Regions from separate parts of the Homo sapiens genome. Here region 2 is linked to region 1. The links are chromatin loops, found by intact Hi-C in ENCODE. Cell type or tissue: endothelial cell of umbilical vein. All regions are shown on one strand.

Region 1 (5,000 bases):
CAGAAACAGAAAATCAAAACACTGCTTCACTTCTATGTCTTCAGCACCTGGCATGAGGCTGGTGTACTTGGTATATTGTAAACACTTGAAAAACATTTGTTACATAAGTAAATAAACTTACAAGATTACTTGCACACACAAATAATATGTGTATAATTGTGAAATTTCCTTATAATTAAAATGCTAAGAAAATAACTCACTTTCTAGTTTGTTATTTCTTGTTTTTCTCAGTTTCATTTTCCACTGGACTGACTGGGTCAATAAACATTGAGTTGGTATTTGTACAAACACAGTAGAGCCAAATGTCATAACTGGCTGAAATTTTTCCTTTCTTCAGAGAGTCCCACTTCTTTGATGATCTAGGCAATGTGTTACAGGAAGGTCCAGTGCAGAGCGAAGTCTCAGCAATTATTACCATTTCTTGTTGTTCAGACTTCTTGCTGCAGGAGCCTCAGTGTTTGCACAATCACACTGCACAACTTCCAGGGAGATTTCTGCACATCTGACGCATCACCTAAAATAAAGAACATTCTATGCCACTCAATATCAAAGTCTCTTTAGATGTTAGCTCAGGCCCTGAGATGCGCTCTGTCATGTTGGAGAGGGCACCCCTTCCACTCTGAACTTGTACCATCTTGCCCCAACCATTGAGAAATGTGGCAACCATAAGCAAACCTTAGAACTCCCACAAACAATTCCCATCAACACAAATCTCATTCCGAGGGAAAATTTTTGTAGAAATTACAAACACCAACTTGAGACTTCTATAAAAACGACATGAAACACATTGGAAATGGTAGGCCTACGTAGGTTACTGCCAAATTTCTAATTCACAAAGTGGTGTGCTCTTCTCAGGGTTGTTACGGAGGCCTGGCCACTTGCTGTGTACAATGGGAGATTCCTGGAGAGGCTCTTTCTCACTTTAACTTTTTTTCTAACTAATCTAATTCTGATTTCAGCTTTCAACATTTCAGTACTTAGATTATTCACTTTAAACGGGCAACCCATGGGCTCTTTTCTCTGTTCTCCCAGAAACTGTGGGAGCTGAGTGGCTTTCCATAATATGCGCTACTTGGTCTCACCCTGAAGCAGAGAAGACTTTGCCTTGTACAACTTCAAAAGGCCCTTTGATAAGTTATGTTTGGCTTCTTACTTAAATATAGAGCAATCCAGCTTATTATCACTTCCAGTTTGTTTTTAAAATAAATTCTTTCTTTATCACACCCTCAAATCCATCTAAAGAATGTTTAAGTTCTGTTTAAACAATTAAGAAAAGCCACCCAAGGTATTAGCTGCAACAAGGGTGAGACTTGTGGTGTGATGCAATGTCTTACAGTGTCCCCTCTGCTCCAGAGTCTTGTCCCTTAGTCTTAAAATTCAGAATATTCAGTTATCTGGCCACCTATGGGGTCTTACTGCATGCATGAGCCAGATCATGACAGGCTAATTCTGAATGGTCAAACCCAGCAGGCTCCTCGGTGAAACAATGGGCCAACCTGAATCATTTGCAATGAATGAAGAACTAGATCAAACTCCAGAGCAACTGCTGCTAATAGGGATACTCTGTCATCCACAGAATATTTATTGTTATTAAGCCTCATATTAGCGTTCCTTCATGTGTAGTTTGAGAAGTGCTGATTTAGACAAAATGGATTGAAACAACATTGTTAGTCTCCACTTTAAAGATTCAGCTGAGTGTCAGCTGCTCCAGGGAGCCTTGTCTGACCCTAGAGCAGTTTATCTCTATGACACCACTATTGTGCAATGCAGTGCTGTGGTTACATGTCTCTGTTCCCCCACTGCATTGCTTTCTCCTGTTCTCCTTGAATACACTAATCACAAGTTTGGCTTTGAAGAGTTCATGAATGGATGCATGAATGAATGAATGAATGAATGAATGAATGAATGAATGAAAGAAAGAGTGAATGCAGTGTCAGATGTGTAATATTGGAAAAGCACTGGCCACAATGGTAGCTGTAGAACTCCAGAACTTCTCCTGAGTAATAGTTATAGTATTATCCCTTTTGCAAGGTTGTTGAGGAGTAAAACAATGAGATAATCTGTATTATTTTATTTAGCAAATGTATAATTGAGTGTCTACTTGGAGCAAAATACTGTAAAAATATTCCAAAGTGCTTTAAAAATGATACTGTTTCTCTTTATTTTATAATAGAATTTGGTTGGCCAATTTCTCTAACTGTACATACACTACTAGGCAGGGTGGCTTTCCATTGTTCTCTAACATCCTGTTTTTAGATTTTCTTGCTAGGAATTCACATTTCCTCATAACTCACTTTTATTACTACTTTGTAATACTATAGCAGTATGAACGGTCCTGTAGGGAGCCTGAACTGTGAGTATTTTGATAACCTTTCTTTATGGTCATGCTTGGTTTAATTTGGACATGATTCAGGAAAAAGAAAAGAGAAAAAAAAAACAGAAAAAACAACACTGCAGATTTGTTTTTTTTTTTTTTAATAATTCAACATAATCCTTTAAGGATGCAATGCTATTTTATTTTAATTTTTTATTTTATTTTTTATTATGCTTGGTGTGTTTAATTAGAGTGGTTTGGATACAGAAAACAAGTTTGATAGAAATTTGAATTTAAGTTTGTTTGGCAATTGGATACCAAAGAGAAATGTAAGAAATATTTTCAAAATTTGAGAACATTTTGGTTCTTAAAAACTACATATTATGTAAGTTAATGTTTACATGGCTTTGAAATGGTACAGGCACTAATGTATGACTGAAAGGAAAACTTAGAGAAAAAGGCATCTTCACTTAGGAACAGCTGAATTTGGGAACTAACAAGAGCAAAGCAAATAATTCAGTAAGTTGTTGCATGGAATAAATTTACTATGGTAAAAAACACCATTTACTTTGAGAACATTCCGATATTTTTCAAAATAACTCATAACATCATTTTGTATAATGGATGAGTTTCTTTTAGTGGTCATGGTTTCATAATTTGTAAAACCTAAAAAATGTCTAACCTTCTAGTTAGTTTTCATTTTTGTACTTCTTTTAGAAGTACAAAATTCTATGCTATGACATATTAATTTGCTATGGGTTGAGTGTGCTAAATTCCAAGAGATATGGCTTCCAAAGGCACTCAGATAAGCAGGCAGAAAGGACAGAGTCATTGAATCCCAACAGTTATTTAAGTCTAATGGAGCGTATGCGATCACAGCTTGGATTGTGGTTCTGAACCAATGAAAAGGTTGAGTTTCAAAACTATGAAGTTTGAGCCTCAGACTCATTTTCATAGAAACCCTGATGTAAATGATACATAAATTCCCAATTTAATGGGTATGGTTGCTGGAAGGGTAACCCCAAATCTGAAGTTGGGGACAAGTCTCATTGGTGATGACTGTATTTGAAGGGTTGCTTGTGGTATTGAGTGAGTGGTCTCTGTGGTCCTCATGGAGCTGCACAGCCTCATGTGGAGGACCATGAAGGTTCGATACTGGAAAAGGTGTCTAAGGCAGCAGCTGCTTCAGGCAGCAGAAGGCTGCAGAGGGAGAGTTTTGGGGTCTGTTGCTAGGGTGTTGTGGTGGTTGTAGTCCAGAGACTTGGAGCAACACTGGGGAGGACTCAGATGGTATTAGAAGACATGCTTCTGGGAGATGCTGCCATGTCAGAGACAAGGCAGGTGTGACTGGTCTGCATATCCTTCATAAGTCCTGTCTCTAAGTCATGCATTTCTAGTTACTTGGCTGAGTAACAAATGACCCCAAATCTAGAGGTGCAAAACAACCTTTTATTATGTTCATGGATTCTTTGGACAGGGCACAGGGAGGGCAGCTTTTTTGTGTGAGGCCAGGAGCCATATGCAGAAGACTCAAAGGCTGGGGCTGGAATCATCTGAATGCTTGCTCACTCACATGTCTGGGGGTGCTTCTGGCTGTTGCTGAGGGTATTTCTAGGACTATTGCTGTGGACTGAATGTTCGTGTCTCCCACAGATTCATATGTTCAAATCTAATCCACAGTGGGATGGCATTTGGAGGTGGAGCCTCTGGCATATCATTAGGTCTGGAGCAAGGAACACTCATTAATGGGGTTAGTACCCTTATAAGAAGAGGTCAGAGAGCTAGCTCATCCTCTTTCCACCATCTGAGGACACAGCCAAATGTGGCTGTCTGTAAACCAGTAAGAGATCCCTCACTAAAACCTGACCCTGCTAGCACCATGATCTTGGAATTTCAGCCTCCAGAACTGTAGGAATAAATGTTTGTTGTTTGAGACACCCAGTTATGGTATTTTGTTAGAACTGTCCAAGTTAACTAAGCAGCTGTCAAGTGGAATAGCTACACATAACTCTTCCATTTGGGCTGGGCTTCCTGTCAACATGGTGGCTGATTTTCAAAGATAAGCATCTTAAACAGGGCTTGCTTTATGGATTTGTGTCCTGTGTAGTTACACAAGACTCACACACAGAAGAGGGCTCTGTGCTTGCCACTGTTTTGAAAGAAGAGGCTGCTCATTTTCATTTTCTCCTGGGTTCCACAAATTTTATCACTGGTCCAGATTATGACAGAGAGAGAGAGAGAGAGAGAGGAGAAAGATAGAGGGGGGTGGGGAGAGGAACTAGTCAGAAGCTATATTGCCTTCTTTTAATTCATCTAGGAAGTCAGGCAGCATCACGTCTACTACATTGTATTTGTTAAAAGCAAGTCATTGAGGTGCCCCATATTCAAAGGGGAGATAATAGATTCCACTGCTTGATGGAAGGATGTCAAGGTTCTGGGAGAGTATGTGGGAACATAAATATTGCTATGGCCATTTTTGGAAAATACAATCTGCCACACATGCTCTGCATATATTTCTGCAGGTGCCACCTACTGGGTTAGTTTTTATTTTGTTTCTTGTGTAATAGAGTGTTAAAATTAAAGTTAGAGACTGAGACACCAAGATAGAATTGATGTGATATTCCAAAGCCAGATCACAGTATGTGAAATTTACATTCCATGACTTGAATCCCCTCAACCACTTTCA
Region 2 (5,000 bases), 200 kb before region 1:
ATATTTAAAATATGTAAAAAATAAAATATGTAAATAAACATACATTAAGTATCACTTAATGATAATGGTAAGTTAAGTATACATTAAGTGATACTTAATGTATACTGATTAATGGAACATGTTGCAAAATAATTGACATTACTCGGCCAATCTTGTTCGCTAAGTAAAGAAAATAGTGCTTGTTTACATTATCTTTAACAGCACTCTTAAAGATTTTAGCTAGAAGTTTGGGATAAATTTGACACATTATGAAATTGTTAATATGCAATAAAGGTATATAAATTTGAATTCATAAAACTAATGATGATTGAAAATTTAGACAGGGTGCCAACATTGTGGAGAAATCATCTGAAAAAAAAGGCAAGAGAAACTGGAGTGCAATTTATAGCGGAACTCCCAAGGGTGATAGATGTGGGGAGAAACAAGATGAAACAGAGTAATCATACTGCATAAACCTTTTAGTACTCACTAGTCAAAAAATAGCGAATAAAACAGATTTAGAGAACTATCTGTTTCAACCTTTTTAAATCACATTTTTTGCGACGTATACACTTGACTAGATTTATCCAGAATTGCTTGCAACATAACATGACAATTATATTTTTAGGTGTTTACTTTATTTGTGTACCTTCACTAGATTAATCTTCATAATGGTAAATCATGGCTATTAGGCAGATCTATGTACCTACTGTACCTAGCAAAGTGCTTGGCACATATTGTATGAACATGTTTATTCATATTTTTACATTTCTGAAAATGCTTCTCACAACTGATGGGCACATTTCACATATAGTTTCCCCCCTAAAAAGCTAGATTGTTTGACATCTTAGATTAAAATAAATATAATAGTAGGCACTCAATAAATTATTTATTCAATAAATAAACTTTTAGCAACTCCTCACCTCATTCTTGATTCTTGATCCAAACACTTGCTATCCTTGTTTTCTGTTCCTGCTTTTAAAGTAAATTATTTTAATGATAAAGTCTCGTTTCCAGTAGCAGTAGTATCCAGTATAATAGTTCATTATTTACCTCTTTCATTCTCACTGTCCCTAATGAATTATGAGCCTTTTTGAACAGAATTTGTGTTTATCTTTCTACCTACAGAGAGCTAAGGGATTGGCAGATAGTAGTAAAGCTTTATTAAGTGTCTTTCAACTATGTTACTCTTCGTATCTACTTTCAGATCTTAAATGGAATTATCTTTCACACTTTCTTGTCAAATAGGTATAAAAAGGCAGCTATTTACATAAGAACTCAATATCAGAGGGCGAGTGCTAAGCAGGTAACAGTGGTTTCTTGGTTTCTTCCTTTAAAGAAGTTTAAATAGTTATGTGGCTATGTTTTGGTGAGATGTGATGAGTGTTCTCAAGGAGTTCACAATCTTTGAAGTGCTGACCCCATTTCTGTTTGCTTCCTGAACTGACCTAGATTCAAGGATATATTCTGAAATATTTTAAGTGGAATATAGTAATGTTTTAACTTATATTAAAATACCTCACCACAGACACTGTGGTAATATGTGTATGTTAGGTCAAGTTACAACCATGGGCAGCTAGTATTCTGATCAGGAGTCCTAGCTCTAGGAGTGGTCAGCTAGCATTAAAGTAGAGAGACTACACTCCAGAAAAGGCTACTACAAACCCTGAGACTATTAGCCATGTCTCAGTCAACACTGATGCTTTGCTGAATGTCAGAAATGGATTTTCATGGGCAATATCACTGACTTGTTAATCAGTGTACTGAAATGCATTGGTAAAATTAAATGTACTCAGGATATGTGGATTGACTGTGGCCTCTCTAGTTTTGCCAGAAGAGGATATAAGAATCTAGAAAGTGAATCACATAGTCTCAAGTCCTAGAGATATTCTAAGGCTTAATTCATAACTGATCCTATGTCCAGCTATTTTTGTGCCTGATGTCGCTAAAACGATACCAGAATCCTGCTTATGGAATACTGTCACATCATCCTTGAGTAAATCTTTCATGCAAGATGAAGTCAAAGTATCAAAAACAGGAGAGCTGGAACTTCAGTGAGCTAATGAAACAGATTATAGGAAGTGCTTTGCCCATATTTCCCAATAAATGTTTACTATATATGTATGTCTATGTAACTGAAAAAATAGTATACCTCATCTTTGCCTTTCTGAGACACACTGGAGTATAATTTACCTGTAGTCTGTGACATCATCCAGCTTCTTAATATTTCTTCCAAGTTCTAGAACTTTAAAATGTCTTTAAAGCACTGTTTCTCAACCACTAATACACATACCATCATTGAAAAGCAGTAGTTTAAAGAGTTTAAAGAGTTGTTTTTCATAATAAAAAGTTCTTCCAAAAATTTACTGGCTTTTTATATCCTTAATAACCATTCTAAATGAAAAATATAATAAATAATAAAGCCACTTGACAGAATAGACAGAAATACAATAGCTATAAAAAATTGTGAACCTTTGCTCTTATAACTATGTTGCAATTTCAGTTTCTAAAACATCAGTTAAAATTAGTTCATACTTCACCAAAGTTTTAATTCCAGAGAAAGTAGCACGTTGTCTTTTCAAAGTCCCTCTGAATATTTCTCTTTACATTTACTAAAATCTTCTGGAGCAGATAAGATCTATTTTATAGAACAAGTTATGACTTCTGACCTACCAGTAACCAAATGAATTATAGTGAAGAGTAGAACCCTTTTTTGTCTTCAATGTAATGCTTTTTCGAAGTAGATGGTGTGATCTCTTTCTTCCACTCAACTTCTTCTCACCTGTTGGTCATATTGTTATGGGATCTTTATGAGATTAATGTAATGCTGGCCTTGACACTTTGTATATGATTTGATAATTTTACATAGGATATCTGCCACTTCTATTGGATAATTTTCATTAAATTATTCTTGTTCATGTAAAATGTTGATACATTAGTCATTCATTCATCTCTACTCTGCTGGATGATGTAAGTGTCATTGCTACATACTTTATAGCATTAGTCATGCTAAATGAATGCTTAGAGACATTGCTAATGGAAGTGGAAGAAACATTTCCCTTTAACTATATAAATTAATATGTTAATCACCCTGAACACTATTCTTACTAAGTATGTATAGACCTAGCCAAATTTGGTCAGCTCAGCACATTTTTCTACTTATATGTGCAATCTTGATAATACAAGGTGTTCAGCTTATGCATTTTACATTTATTATTTAACATACTGGAAAATATCAAGTGAAGAAGTATAAATACAACTCTGAAAAAGAAAAGTTTAATTTATGAAAACATTCTGTGCTCATAGCTCTCAGTTTTAGGCAAGACAGTTTTTATATAACCCCCACCCCACCAAAAAAACTATCATTATTAATTCTCTCTCTACAAGACTGTTTAAATATTATGAGAAGGGTCACGAAACATGTTCTGTAAAGAAACACTCATGGCCAGGCTCAAAGAGGTTTGTGTACAGGCCAGTCCTTCTGCTTCAACTCCCCCTACTATAATATATCACTTCTCTCTTCATTACAAATGTAACTGGTATCTTCATGGTCTATAAAACTTGTTCTAAAGATGATCAATAGGAGGCTAATTTTATCTCTTCCCCAAATTTTGCATTTTGATATCTAAATGAATGAAGTACTCATGGAAGATTTTTTTTTTTATTATAAAAGCAGATTTTGGGGAGCTAGCAGGAATATTTCTCCTCACTCTGAAATGATATGACTCAATGTTATAGGCTGAATTGTGCCCCTCCCAAATTTCTCTGTTGAGGCTCTAACCCTCAGTACCTCAGAATGTGACTGTATTTGGAGACAGGACTTTTTAAAAAATGATTAAGATTAAATGAAGTCATATCGATAGTAACAGGAGTCAGAGAAATTCTAGGCAGACAGGGGTGAGTCCCTGGCAAAACCCCACTTTCGAGCCAAAAAGCCTGAAACCCGCAGCCCAAAGTGGTAACTTCCATCCCTGTGTGCCTGTTCTCTTCCGATTGGTTCTTTCTGAATAATATCTTTTTTACCAATCAAATGTTGCCTTTTCCAAAACTACCTAAGGCCCACCCAACACCTTATCCTGTGCCTATAAAGACCCCAGACTCAGCCAGTAGAGAGGAGAAGCAGCTAGACGTCAGGGAGAGGCAACTTGACTTCAGAGATGGTGGCTGGACATTGGAAAGAGGCAACTTGACTTCAGAAGAGAGAGGCAGAGAAGCAGCTTGACTTCAGGGGAGAGCAACCTGCCCTTCCTGTCCCCTTTCCATCTCCCCGTCCGCTAAGAGCTGCTTTCATTGCTCAATAAAATTCTTTGCATTCACCATCCTTCAATTTGTCCATGTGACCTCATTCCTCTTGGGCACTGGAAAAGAATTCACAACATGCCAAGTGAATTACATGACTTGAGTTTTGAATGAAACTTTTCAAAACTTTTGTGCCTGATAACTCAAAATTTTGGTACTCAAACAGGCCATCACACTGGCCCATTGCTCTCACTGATGGTGAGCAGCTTCCCCATACGATGAGGCAAAGGACCTAGCTGATAACACACTGCTGTCTGTGGATGGTGGAGATAAGAGAGCATTGTAACATGCCCTCTGGGTCCTTGGGGTCACAGGCACCCCCACCTGGACACTGCCACAGAGCCTACACAGAGTTTCCTCTTGCAGGCTCTAAAGCAACCAGCCAGTTCCTGCACTTGCTTGTTCTGGTTCCCACACTCATTCACTCATGCACTCCCTCCTGCAAGGGTTGAGCAGGGTGGGCTGAGTAAATGGGGCACCTTGTCACAAGTCCTGTGAAGGGAGAAAGAAAATATCCTGCTTCAATATGGGAGAGAGGGGTCCTAATCTAATCTTTTTGGTGTCAGTATAAGAGGAGAAAATTTGGACACACAAAGAGACACTAGGAATGTACATTTAATTATAGTTGACCTAAGTGCTATCATATAAAGGTATATGATGCCAAGAGAGTGAGAAATATTTCCAAACTTATAGAAGAGACCATGTGAGGACACAGCAAGGGA

The links. A loop is a pair of places that touch in the nucleus more often than their neighbours do. Peaks named below come from ENCODE experiments on the same cell type or tissue, not always from the same donor. Only the 100,000 strongest peaks of a DNase experiment are listed, where the experiment ranks them.
Region 2: a loop joins it to region 1, with 6 times the contacts of the local background. A loop is called at or near these places in 1 of 110 quality-filtered maps.

The regions. Positions count from the first base shown.
Region 1 is chr2:162,112,180-162,117,179 of GRCh38, forward strand. LOC101929532 (a long non-coding RNA gene) reads left to right here and starts at 2,262. Exons shown (of 4, transcript NR_110255.1): 1 at 2,262-2,353. RefSeq lists a silencer at 300-594. In endothelial cell of umbilical vein, no CTCF peak of the experiment used is centred here; DNase peaks (open chromatin) are centred at 1,642 and 2,312; H3K27ac peaks cover 1,340 bases.
Region 2 is chr2:161,911,023-161,916,022 of GRCh38, forward strand. All of the region lies in intron 15 of SLC4A10 (solute carrier family 4 member 10), which reads left to right. LOC105373722 (a long non-coding RNA gene) reads right to left here and starts at 2,167. Exons shown (of 4, transcript XR_001739758.2): 1 at 2,132-2,167; 2 at 903-951. In endothelial cell of umbilical vein, no CTCF peak of the experiment used is centred here; a DNase peak (open chromatin) is centred at 2,969; H3K27ac peaks cover 1,270 bases.